3 separate regions of the Homo sapiens genome follow, and all the other regions are linked to region 3. Evidence: chromatin contacts called from ENCODE Hi-C or POLR2A ChIA-PET data. All regions are on one chromosome and are shown on one strand. Each heading gives the region's core, a stretch centred on a gene start or an enhancer-like site at or near the end of the contact. The rest is flanking DNA. Distances are from core to core; before and after follow the strand shown.

What was found. A loop is a pair of places that touch in the nucleus more often than their neighbours do. ChIA-PET counts read pairs that join two places held with the same protein, here RNA polymerase II (POLR2A). Pooled maps may share reads with other maps.
Region 1: a pooled map shows a loop between it and region 3 (2.2-fold over the local background). The contact joins the promoter of TEX54 here to the promoter of RASGRP2 in region 3. A Hi-C loop is called at or near these places in 2 of 50 pooled maps. POLR2A ChIA-PET finds 5 or more read pairs at or near these places in 6 of 52 experiments (CD4-positive, alpha-beta T cell, CD4-positive, alpha-beta memory T cell, activated CD4-positive, alpha-beta T cell and 3 more).
Region 2: a loop to region 3 is called in a map of sciatic nerve, with 33 times the contacts of the local background. The contact joins the promoter of SLC22A10 here to the promoter of RASGRP2 in region 3. A Hi-C loop is called at or near these places in 1 of 168 maps with a recorded cell type or tissue (sciatic nerve).

What each region holds. Positions count from the first base shown.
Region 1 is chr11:62,829,787-62,834,090 of GRCh38, reverse strand. TEX54 (testis expressed 54) reads left to right here and starts at 1,250. Exons shown (of 1, transcript NM_001395459.1): 1 at 1,250-1,770. The coding sequence starts at 1,341. The coding sequence ends at 1,715. It overlaps STX5 (syntaxin 5), which reads left to right and starts at 2,040. Exons shown (of 11, transcript NM_003164.5): 1 at 2,040-2,137; 2 at 2,829-3,072. The coding sequence starts at 2,848. It overlaps WDR74 (WD repeat domain 74), which reads left to right. Exons shown (of 11, transcript NM_001369450.1): 9 at 154-299; 10 at 417-473; 11 at 960-1,180. The coding sequence ends at 1,139. STX5-DT (STX5 divergent transcript) reads right to left here and starts at 1,857. Exons shown (of 2, transcript NR_135084.1): 1 at 1,774-1,857; 2 at 48-528. RefSeq lists enhancers at 1,530-1,579, 1,600-1,669, 2,040-2,129.
Region 2 is chr11:63,287,655-63,291,855 of GRCh38, reverse strand. SLC22A10 (solute carrier family 22 member 10 (gene/pseudogene)) reads right to left here and starts at 1,953. Exons shown (of 10, transcript NM_001039752.4): 1 at 1,289-1,953; 2 at 213-316. The coding sequence starts at 1,690.
Region 3 is chr11:64,742,298-64,746,406 of GRCh38, reverse strand. RASGRP2 (RAS guanyl releasing protein 2) reads left to right here and starts at 2,265. Exons shown (of 17, transcript NM_001098671.2): 1 at 2,265-2,404; 2 at 3,470-3,613. The coding sequence starts at 3,541. PYGM (glycogen phosphorylase, muscle associated) reads left to right here. Exons shown (of 20, transcript NM_005609.4): 20 at 1-9. RefSeq lists silencers at 1,149-1,348, 1,599-1,708, 2,699-2,748, 2,909-2,958, 3,269-3,598 and 1 more.

The sequences.
Region 1 (4,304 bases), core at 1-2,500, 1.9 Mb after region 3:
TCCTCACCTGCGAAATGGAAATATTAGTAGAAGCTCCAGTCTCAGGGTTTTGTTGCAGATTAAATGTTGAAATGGAAAGTGATTGGAACAGGAAACAATGAATGGTTGGTTATTGGCCAGCCAGTTATCACGGATGCTTCCCCCCTTCTCTAGGGCGTCTACTGGGCTGTCTGAAGGGGCTGGCAGGCAGTGTGCGTGGGTTGCAGTGCCACCCTTCAAAGCCTCTACTAGCCTCCTGTGGCTTGGACAGAGTCTTGAGGATACACAGGATCCAGAATCCACGGGGTCTGGAGCATAAGGTAAGTTGTCTCTCCCACCTCCAACTCATGGTCTTGTGGAGGCCCCGCCTCCTGTGCCCTCCGTTCATGTTTCTGTCTCAGCATGCCTGGCTCCTTAAGGTCCCTCATCTTTTGCAGGTTTATCTCAAGTCTCAATTGAACTGCCTCCTCTTGTCAGGCAGGGACAACTGGGAGGTGAGCAGTTGGGCCCGGGAATGTGGGAGCCAAGGGCATAGATGTGAGGACCTCCCTATGGAGAGGAAAAGGAGGCAGCTGGAATGCAGACTTGGGACTATCTGTTTACCTGCCTGGTCACTTAATTTCTCTGAGAGGCATTAACAGTTAAAATCCTGAGAGGGTTATTGCCAACAGCATGGATGGGGTTGCTTTCTAGGAGCAGGGAATAAAGGTGGTGGTACCCAGAGGGATTCTTTCTCAGCCAGGGTCTCCTTCCCTGTGGGTTTGTCCCTGTGCCCCTGACTACTTTTCTTTTTTTTTTTTTTTTTTTTTTTTTTTAAACTTCTTTTTGTGGAGATGGGGTCTCCTTATGTTGCCCAGTCTGGTCGCTAAGTCCTGGGCTCAAGCAATCCTCCTGCCTTGGTCTCCCAAAGTGCTGAGATTACAGGTGGGAGCCACCGTGCCCGGCCCCCCTGACTCCTAAGCTTTCTTCCCACTCACCAGGATGAGCCCCAAGAGCCTCAAGAACCCAACAAGGTGCCCCTAGAAGACACAGAGACAGATGAACTTTGGGCATCCTTGGAGGCAGCTGCCAAGCGGAAGCTCTCGGGTTTGGAGCAGCCCCAAGGAGCTCTCCAAACGAGACGGAGAAAGAAGAAGCGGCCTGGGTCCACCAGCCCCTGACGCCCCTGTGCCCACTTTGTAAATAAACTGCTGAACACCCACCATGACCCTGAGCCTTTTGTGATGGGAGAAAGGAATGAGGGGTAGCTTGGGGTGGGGGCTGCCTGAGCTGGGGCGACGGGATATCTGATGTCACAAAAGCCGGGCCTGGAGGCAGGCAGGCTGGCGTGGGTGGCACGGAGTCCAGGGCCACGCGGGGCCATGGGCTGCTGCCAAGACAAGGACTTTGAGATGTCTGATGAGCAGTCCAAGGAGGAAGAGTCTGAGGACGGCAGGGAAGATGAGACCACAGACACACAAAGAGGGCCCAGGGAGTGTGAGAGGGGGCTTCCCGAGGGTAGGGGTGAGCTCAGAGGCCTCGTCGTCCCCTCAGGCGCCGAAGATATCGACTTGAACTCCCCGGACCATCCGAATCACAAGTCGAACGAAAGCCTTCTGATTACCGTGCTGTGGCGGCGACTATCCACGTTCGGTCGTCGGGGCTCCTCGCGGCCAAGCAAGAGGCAACCAGACCAGATTCGGAAGCAGGAGAGTCCGATCCGAGAAGGCAACCAGGAGGAGCCGGAGAAGGGATGACCCCAGACCTGCTCTCAGTCCGCCCCAACCTCCAGAGAATAAAATTTCTAACGTATACCTGCACGACCACTCTGGGGGACTGGGCGCGGACACCACCGGGCAGCTGGTTCTTTAAGGCTCCTTCCCGGAGGCGGGCCCAGCCCCCTGAGCGCCTGCTGTAGTACTCTGGGGCGGGGTCACGGTGGCGCCTTAGCCAATGGGAGGGCGGGATCGCTCTTGCGTTTGGGTGTGGGGCGTGTCTTTCGGGTCGCTGGGCTTGAAACGCGTGGGACCGCCCCCTCGTCACTGGGGGTGGGGTTACGTGTAGGTGACGTGGCCGCTTCCAGTCTTTGGTCGGGTTTCGGCGGCTTCAGTGCTCGGGGAGGAGGCAGTGACGGCCGGTGAGATTGGAAGTGGCGGCGGCGGCAGGCGGCAGAGGGGAGGTAAGATTCGCTTTAAGAGGGGATCTGGCCGCCGTGTCAGCTCTGGGGCAGTGGTTTTACGGGGGCGACGACTGGCGGGGGGAAGGGAATCAGGGGCGAGCGGGCAAGTCCTGCCGGCCCGGCTCCGGGTGAGCGAATTCCTTGCCGTCCAATCAGGAAAGCCTCTGTTGAGAGAGACGTCGGCCTTAGCTAATGAGTGGTTGAAGTCTTCCAGAAGGCGGACCTTGGGCGGGGGGTGGGACTTCCTGTTTCAAATAAACACCCAGAGGTTTTCCCCCTCCGCCCACCGAAGTGTGTCAGTCTTTGGAGGTCCGTCACTGGCCCTCCCGGAGGGGCCGAAGGAAACCGCGGAAACGAAAGGGCTGGGTTAGGGCCCGGGGCAGTTACACGGGCCGGGCCGGAGTCTCAGGACCACGGGGTTGGCTCTGGCCCTGTCTCTGCTTCAGGGTCCCCGGCCCGCGCTCTGGCCGCCAGAGCCAAGTTGGAAGAAGAGTCTGAAGCGGGTTCGACTTGGGACAGGGGAAAAGCGGGGCCCTTTCCGCTGCTGGTCCGCCCCAGGATTTGCGAGCGTCCTGGGCGCGAAAGTCCACGAGAAGTGCAGAAGGGGCTCGGGGATTTGTTGATTGGGGTGGGGCGGGGGAGTTTGGGTAAAGAAGTTGCCTGGGGAATGACACTCTCCCCTCCACAACAGTCCGAGGTTATGCGTCTCAATGATCCCGCGGAAACGCTACGGGTCTAAGAACACGGATCAGGGTGTCTACCTGGGTCTCTCAAAGACACAGGTCCTGTCCCCTGCAACTGCTGGCAGTAGCAGCAGCGACATCGCCCCTCTGCCCCCCCCAGTGACCCTCGTCCCTCCCCCTCCCGACACCATGTCCTGCCGGGATCGGACCCAGGAGTTTCTGTCTGCCTGCAAGTCGCTGCAGACCCGTCAGGTAAGGACCTGGAGTGGAAAAGGCGAGGAGTGAGCCTTACTCAAATCTAGGAAGGACTGTGCTCCACCACTGTTAACCGAAGTAATTTTGGGGGGTACCTGATGGAACTGATAGGCTTGGATGGGGCCTGTAGGGTCTGCTATAAGCAACAGAGAAGAGGTCGGCTGGCTAACTAGGGGCAAGGACTTAGACTTTTTTTTGTGAGGAATCCTTTGGAGGGCAGGATTGCTATTCTGGAGGGAGTACTTCAGAGAGTACTTGGCTGCAATATAATTGGTGTGAATAAGGAACAAGTTCTAGGAAGAGCCTTTAGCTGAGAAACATGCACCTTGAATTTTCCAATATACTTCTACCATAAGTTTGCTCTGTAACCATGAGAAAATTAGTTAATCTAGTTACATATTAGTTTTTATCTCTGTAAGATTAAGGACATTTTCTAGATAAGTAATTTGTTGTTTTTGTTTTGTTTTGAGATCTGTTTTTCAACTCTGTCAACAGGCTGGAGTGTAGTGGTGTGATGATAGCTCACTTGCAGTCTTGAACTCCTAGACTCAAGGGATCCTCTTTCCTCAGCCTCCTGAGCAGCTGGGACTACATGGATGCACCACTCAGCTAATTTTAAAATTTTTTCGTACAGGCAGTGTCTCACTATGTTGCCCAGGTTGGTCTGGACACCACACCTGGCCCTAGATCAGTAATTTGTATCAAAATCACTTAGGGTTGGATGTGGTGGCTCATACCTGTAATTCCAGCACTTTGGGAGGCCTAGGCCAGAGGATGACTTGAGGCCAGGAGTTAGAGACCAGCAGGAGCAACAAAGCAAGACCCTGTTTCTACAGGAAAAAAAAAAAAAAAAGCTGGACGTGGTGGCATGTGCCTGTAGTCCCAGCTACTTAGAAGGCTGAGCGAGGCCCAGTCTCTTCCTCTCTCTCTTTTTTTTTTTTTTTTTTTTTTGAGAAGGAATTTTGCCTTGTCGCCCAGACTGGGGTGCAATGGTGCAATCTCGGCTCACTGCAACCTCCTCTTCCTGGGTTCAAGCGATTCTCCTGCCTTAGCCTCTCGAGTAGCTGGGATTACAGGTGCCCGTCACCACGCCCGGCTAATTTTTGTATTTTTTTTTAGTAGAGATGGGGTTTCACCATGTCAGGCTGGCTTTGAACTCCTGACCTGAGGTGATCTGCCCTCCTCAGCCTCCCAAAGTGCTGGGATTACAGGTATGAGTCACCACACCT
Region 2 (4,201 bases), core at 704-3,203, 1.5 Mb after region 3:
AGAGATGCTGTTCAGAGATCTCTGTGGCAACAAAATGGCACTCACTAAACTCACTGTAATTCATTTCTGTATCTAACTCTCTGGGGAACAGAGCAGCACCAACAGTGTAAATTGCATATTGTAACTCAATAACACTTCTTTGTGAAAAAAATTAATTGTAAGCTGATAAAAACACTGCAGAGTAATGATAACCCTGATCTGGAGACACTCACCTGTCTGAGACATGGCCACCTATGATGCCTCCCACCAGCATTCCAGTCAGAAGTAGGAATTGAACCACTGATTTCAGTGACTGATAATCACATACCAGGTCCCACTGGAAGAGAAGGAAGCCAATACAGCATAGCTTCACAGCAGCTTTTGACTTCTCATTGTTCACTTGCTGCAATAGCTTTCAGTGGACACACTCTCTAGCCTCTTTTTACTACATTTTCTTACCTATACCATTCAAGTCTTGGCTTAAGCATGGATTTCTCTGGAAATCCTCACACAAAACCTTCCAGGTTATGTTAATGTCTGTCTTTATATTCATTCAGCACTGCATACCTCAGTGGTTCTCAATTTTTGTTACACATTAAACACATTAAGGAGACTTTTTAAACCATTGATGCTAGTATGAAATCCACTCTGATTTGCTTCTGTAACATGTAGCCAAAGCAGGCAGATTTTAAAAATAACACAGATGTTTCCAATTTGCAACTTAGGCTGAGAACAAGTGACCAGGAAGAATATTTTTCTAATCATTAGTCTTCTCTTCAAGCTAGTTTTGTGATAGCTGTATTTATATCTAGTTGGTTGAGTTCATTGCCTCAAATTCAATGTAAGTGCCTGACAATTAAAAAATAAGTAGCCAGGTGCGGTGGCTCACATCTGCAATCCCAGGACTTTCGGGTGGATCACCTGAGGTCAGGAGTTTGAGATCTGTCTGGCCAACATGGTGAAACCTTGTCTCCACTAAAAATACAAAGAAAAAAAATTAGCTGAGTGTCATGATGCATGTCTGTAATCCCAGCTACTTCAGAGGCTGAGGCAGGAGAATTGTTTGAACCTCAGAGGTGGAGGTTGCAGTGAGCTGAGATCTCACTATTGCACTCCAGCCTGGGCAACAAGAGTCAAGCTCCATCTCAAAAAAAAAAAAAAAAAAAAAAAAAAGAGCAATCACTATTTGCCAAAAGAGTGTCTGAGTGCTGACTACACTATCTACACAATAACTAGAGGCTTAAAGCATGTTTATTTTCTTCTAAACACCTGGATTGTGTATCCAGAACAGGTTAACAGGACCCTTTACCTTAGTCACAATGGTCGAAGGGAAGTAGCTTTGATCATATACCCAGCCATCCACACAGGGTTCTGTGTCTGCCTCACTTGTGCTGTGGATAGTCCCATTCAGGTGAAGAAGCTGCCACTGGGGATGGACAAAGCGACGACACTTCTCTGGCCTCAGATTTGAGTCTAGTGGGATAGAGATTCTCAAGAGGGCATCTTCACTGAGGATTCCAGTTTCATTACCAGATCCAGTATTATTGTCCAGCATGTGGACCCAGCAACGATGACCAGGAATGGCTGCAGCAAAGTTCTCTAGCAGTATATGAGGGATTAATAACATGAGAGAGGGAAGAATAAAAACCAGATGAAGCATCTGAAATCTCCCAAGGCCTCCAACTTGACTCAAGAGCTCCTCAAAGGCCATTGATTGTGAACACGTGACCCCCAAGAGGAGGCACAATGGCTTTACGGAGATAAGTTCAAAGGGAGAAAATATTTCCTTTTATTAATTCAAATTAAGCTTGTATTGATCCTCGCATCAATTTCTCATCCATGGGCCCGGACTCACCAGTGCAATACAGCCGTAGTGGAAAGAGCTTCCTCAGTTCTTTTGCTATCAGGAGGTAGATGTTATTTTGTAGTCATAGAGATCATTATTTCATAGAGATACTTCTAGCTGTTGACAATAAAATCCGTTTAAAGGTTTACTCTCTCCAAATATGTTTGTCCTCAAGTGACTCATGAAATTTACATTGGACTTTGGCATGTACATGTTCTCTAAATAAGCTAAAAGAAATCGGTTAAACAGTGTTGTTATTTCTAGGAAGTGAAATTTGAGAGACACAAAAGTAAACTGCTTTATAATTTTTCCATGAAAAGAGCAGAAAGTCAGGGTTTTTCTCCTTTAGTACTGAATTTAGATTAAAATGATGAATAAATGCAAATCCCAATTACCATGTTTTGCTTTTTAAAGCAAATTGGAATGTGATGCCATTACTATCTTTTGTTAACTGATATTATGCTTCAGGTTAAATCACATGAGGAACTCACATAACTTTAAATTATATGAAATATAAATAGAAGAGAAAGGCAGTGTTCAGCTCATATAGGAGTTTATTTCCTTGGGCTTATTTATTCATTTATATATAGCACATTGGAAGATCTTTTCCATGTTAGTTTTGGGAATCCAGATAAATTGTTTATTTTATTGTTATAAACTATGCCTCTATCTCTAGTGATGCTCCTCATTTTGAATTATATATTTTTTAACGTTAACATGGCTATGCCAGGTTTCTTATAGTTTGCATCAGATAACTTTCCCATGTTTTAGATTTTTAATGAAATGTTTTTTGAGATTATTATAGATTTACATGCAGTTGCAAGAAATAACACAAGGAGTAATCATATACTCATCACCCTGTTTCCTCTAATGGTAATATTTTACAAAACTGTAGTATAATATTGTATCAACATCAAGATGCTAGTATGATACAATGTAGTATAATACCAGGATCTTGATACTGATACAATCTACTGATTTTATTAATATTTCCCTTGTTGGTTTATCTGTATCCGTGTATGCATATAGTACTATACAATTTTATGTGTGTAATTTAGTGTGCCCATCATCACAATCAAGATAGTGAACAGTTACATCTCCACAGATATCCCTCCTTCTAGGAGAATAATATGGTATATATCCTTCTCAGGTTGGCTTTTGAAAAATCAGAAACTCTACAGATATTCATCTAAGTTGCTGTATATATGAATACTTTGTTCCTTTTTATTGCTGAATATTATTCCATAGAATGTATATACAATTGTTTGTTTTTTTAAAATCAATGTTATTGTGCATATTTAAGATAAGCAACATGATGTTATAAGATACATATGTATATATATAGATAAAGATATATAGAGATATATAAAATGCTAACTATAGTGGAACCAATTAACCTATCAATCATCTCACAAATGGGAAAAGTTACCCATTCCCCCCTTTGGCAAAAGCACATATAATCTATTCATTTATCAAAAACACAAGATACTGTTATTAATTACAGTTCTCCTGTTGTACATGAGATACTTCAACTTGTTCATCCTACATATAGGCTACTTTGTATCCTTTGACTTACATCTCCCCACTTCTTCCCACCCCTCACACCCCAGCCCTTGTAAACACCATTCCATTCCCTATCTCTATGTACTTGACCATACTTGACCTTATTATTTTTTTAGTTTTTTTTTATTATTATACTTTAAGTCTGGGATACATGTGCAGAACGTGCAGTTTTGTTACATAGCTATACATGTGCCATGGTGATTTGCTACACCCATCAACCCATCATCTACATTAGGTATTTCTCCTAATGCTATCCCTCCCCTAGCCTCCCACCCCCAGACAAGCCCCAGTGTGTGATATTCCCCTCCCTGCATCCATGTGTTCTCACTGTTCAACTCCCACTTATGAGTGAGAATGTGAAGTGTTTGGTTTTCTGTTCTTGTGTCAGTTTGCTGAGAAGGATGGTTTCCAGCTTCATCCATGTCCCTACAAAGACATGAACTCATCTTTTTTATGGCTGCATAGTATTCCATGGTGTATATGTGCCACATTTTCTTTATCCAGTCTATCATTGATGGGCATTTGGGTTAGTTCCAAGTCTTTGCTATTGTGAACAGTGCTGCAATAAACATATGTGTGCATGTGTCTTTATGGTAGAATAATTTATAATCCTTTGGGTATATACCCAGTAACAGGATTGCTGGGTCAAATGGTATTTCTAGTTCTAGATCCTTGAGGAGTCACCACACTGTCTTCCACAATGGTTGAACTAATTTACACTCCCACCAACACCTAAAAGCGTTCCTATTTCTCCACATCCTCTTCAGCATCTGATGTTTCCTGACTTTTTAATGATCTCCATTCTAACAGGCA
Region 3 (4,109 bases), core at 1,016-3,515:
TCCTTGGGAGCCTCCTTACTCCTCTTTGTTGGGAAATATTTTTAGCTCTTGGCGGGCTCAACAGCAGCCGCGCAGTCACCCCCTTATCCTCCACCCTCGGCAGGTGCGTCCCACGGCGGGACGGTGATGGGAGGTGGAGGGGGCGACCCGTGGGGGCGGGGCCTAGGCCTCTCCAGCCCCTTTCCTGGCGTCACCCTCCACGCCTCTCTTCCCAGTGCCGTGTCCATACTAGGTCAGCGGCCAGCCTCGCTGGCCGGGGGCGGGGCGTCTGCCTGGGTGGGGCCCACCGGGGCTGGGAGCCGGGACTTGGGCTGAGGCTTCCCGGACCACGGAGGATCCGCGCTGTCGAGGGCAGGACCCAGGAGGGGGAGGAAGCAGAGGATGCTCGGCGCCTTCTTGGCTCCGCCCTTAGCCCCGCCCTACTGCGGCGTTTAAGGGTCTCTTAGCAGGTGGCTACACTGGATCCAAAGTCGGGGGAGTGTTACGGCAGGGAACACTCGCAGACCGCCTAGTCTAGGCCCTCATTATGGGGAAACTGAGGAACAGAAAGGTCCTGTTTCTAAGTCTTACATTACCAAGACTGAGGTGCGGGGGCGGTCCTGGATCCCCCGCCCCAAGGCTGGGAGGGGCACGCCTCGGAAGGGAGGTTTGGGGTCGGTGGTTTCACAGTGAGTGTGTCTGAAGCCAAATGGTCGGAAACCGTTACCCGCTCTCCTAGGCCCGGCTAGTGGGGACCCCAACCGCCTGCGGCTGCCCCTCCCAAGTTCCTCCCTGTTGGCCAGGCATCCAGGTCTCCAGTCTCCGAGCTGCGGAGAACCCACCGCCACATGCGGCTGCCCCTTTCCATTCGACCCTGTGGGGAGCCAGGCTTCCGGGGCCCCGTTCCTCCTGTGTGAACTGGGCCCCCCGCCCCCATTCCCAGACATCAAGGCCGCGTCTCCAGATAGCCACGATTTCATTCCTCGCTCCCCACAGGTCCCTCTCCCCAAAATATTCCCATCTTGTCCTAGCCCATCCCCCAGACTATCTCAAGGACCAGCTGTCCCCACGCCCCCGACCTCCACTAGGCCTGTGCCACCCGCTGCCTGCAGGAAGACGCCCGGTCCCGGGCCGGGTTAGCCCCATGGGAACGGTTTGTCTCGAAAACAGGAACCCGAGCTGGGGGCTGGGCGGGGCGCCCCTTCCCCACCGCAGTCCGCTTCCTGCCCCTCCCGGCTTCCTCCGCCCGACACCCAGGCAGGGCGGGGGGCACTGGGGCGTCCGCGGTTGGGGGAGGGGCTCTTCGTTTCGGTCCCCCCTCCGCGTCCCGGGCGGCGGGGCCTCCGGTCGCCCGCCCTCGGGGCAGCTAGTGGCGCAGCCCCCCGCCCGCGGCCCTGGCCTCCCGGGCGGCGCGGCAGGGGAGGGGTTAAGCTGCCGCAGGGACCGCCGCGTGCGGGGCGAGAGGGAGCCCCCGGTGGGGGTGGCGCAGCCGGCGGTGCGGAGCTCCGCGCAGGGGCGGAGGGGGGAGGGGGCAGCCTGGCGCGGGGGCGGGGGCGGGGCGGCGGGGAGCGGGGCCGCGGCGTGGAGAGCGGGCGGGAGCCGCAGCCGCAGCGAGGCCGGCGGGCGGGAGCGCACGGAGGTGGGGTCGGCCAGGCCGGTGCGGGCTCCTTGCGGCAGGTCCCAAGAGTGAGTGGGCGAGCGCGGGCGGGGCGCCAGGCGAAGGAGGGCGCGGCCCCCAGCGACTCCCCCCCCGCCCAGGGCGGCGCGGGCGGGCTGGGGGCGGCGAGCGGGTGGGGAGTCTGCGGCCCGGGTCTGGGAGAGGGGGCAGCGGCCACGAGAGCTAAGGCGCGCTGGATCCCCGGAGGGCGGAGGACCTCCACGGTGCACCCAGCTTTTCCCAGCCACCTTCCAGCGGGGCCCTCCCCCGCGTACCCCCATTTGGCAGATGAGAAAATTGAGGCTCCCAGAGGCCAAGTGATTCTCAAGGTCACACGAGGAAGCGGTAGAGCCAGGCGGGGACGGCTCTGGGTGGCTCTTAGGAAAAGTCCGCCTGAGAACTCCGTACAGGAGCTCCCCTGTCCTCCAGCCTGGGGGAGTGAGTATGTGTAGGGCCGGGGTACCTTTCCGTGGGGCAAGGCTCTGCCAAAATCTGGGAGTGAGGGGAGTCAGGGAGCTGGGGCCGCAGGGCGGGCCCTGCACCGCAAATGGGAGGGGGGCGACGGAATGGGCGTGCGCACCCATGGGGGTGTGTGCATGTGTGTGGGAGTGTACATGCGTGGAGAGGCACTGCCTTGCGTGTGTGCACACGTGTGAGGATGTCAGCGCCTGTGTGGCCGCGGGACTCAAGGCTGGCCTGGCTCAAGTGAACAGCACGTCCAGGAGGCGACCTCGTCCGCGGGTTTGCATTCTGGGGTGGACGAGCTGGGTATGTGTGCCTGAGGGTTTCTTCGTGCAGGTGTGCACAGGGTGTGGGTGCCATTGTGTGTGAGAGACGGAGGATGGGAGGCCGGTGCCTGTGGCCCGGTGCGTGTAAGTGCGGACGCCTGCACCTCCACTTAGGTCCCCGGCCTCCGACGAATAACTTGGGTGTGGAGTGTTTGCCCCTGCCAGGGTGCGTATGACCCCGCCAGTGACCGGAGTTGCTAATGGTGTCATGCACCCACCGGCCACCCTTGGCGCGAGCGCCCCCCTCTGGACACCCTGCTCCGTGCGCGCTCACAGTTCGCCTGTGCGGGGCCGGGGCCAGGGTCAGGAGCCGGGGATAGGGAGGAAGAGGGCCTGTGGACAAGCTGAGCCGGGACCCCTGGGACCTTTGCGGAGGTGGCCTGGGAGCGCTCAGTTCCCAGGCTCAGGCTTCCCGCTGACGCCTCCTGGCCGCAGCGGGCTCCCCCCGCCCCAGGAATGTTCCTCTCCCATCCAGTCCGCCTCCCCTAGGGCAGGCCCCCTGGGGGCTGCCGCAGCCCCGCCTCGCCTTCCTGGGCTCCCGGGAGGGGGCGAGGCGGGCAGGACGCCTGGGTTCTCTCCCCCCACCTCCCATACCAGGGAGAAATTCCTCCGAGGTCCCCTCAGGCTCTGGGTTCCCAAAATAACCCTGCGGGGGAAGGGAGGCTGTGGAGGGAGGGAAGCGGGAGGGGCGCAGAGCCGAGCTGCGGGGTGCTGCAGGTGCCTCTGGGGAGAGGGCGCGAGGAGAAGGCGCCCTGCGGGGGGCTGGGCGCCAGCCAGTCCTGGGATCTTGGTTCGTCCCCATCCTCGTGAAGCCCCTCGGCCTTCCCGCGACTCCGAGGGTGGGCCGGAAGCCTCTCTGCGGGTCCGTTTCCCAACTGGCGGGTTGCACCATCCCGGGCCAGACCGTTTAACCCCGGGAGTGGCCGCGGGGGACAACTCCGCCCCTGTCCAGCAGGGGGCGTGCCCGCCCCGCCCCGTTTCTGCCCGCGGGGCCGCTCCCCCGCCCGCGACTCCGCAGACTCCCGCTCTGCCTCTCCCGGGACAGGGGTTCGGTCCGAGCCCGGTGGGAGGCTCCCGGAGCGCAGCCTGGGCCCAGCCCACCCCGCGCCGGCGGCCATGGCAGGCACCCTGGACCTGGACAAGGGCTGCACGGTGGAGGAGCTGCTCCGCGGGTGCATCGAAGCCTTCGGTGAGTGGCTCGGGAGGGCACACGGAGCCTGAGCCTAGCCCCGAGTCTGAGCCCGGGTCCCTGCCTCCCAGGCACAGTCCAGGGCACAGCCCTGACCCGGACCCACCCTGCTCCGCAGCGTGCAGTCTCTTTAACGAAAGCCTCCTCCGCAACGCAGGGCAGAGAGATGCACGCCCTTCAGACAGATGAGGTTTCCCTTCTCTAGCCTTCCCCAGCGGCGGCGAAGGGAGGGCCGGGTCCCGGACTCTGACACTTGAGGGGCATTATCTGTCTCCCGGGGAATCCGGAGGAACTCGCTATCTCCGGCCTGGGAGCTGTTTCCGGCTAATGGGGGGCGGCTTATCTGGTGAAGGGGTGCCCCTTCCCCCCAAGCGCTCAGGAAATGACCTCTGGATTCTTGACCCCGGGGAACCCAGGCTCCTTCCGCCCCAGCTGGTTCCCCTCCGGACGATGGGCGGCTCGGGCGCTCCCCTCCTCCAGTCCTCAGGGCGTGCCT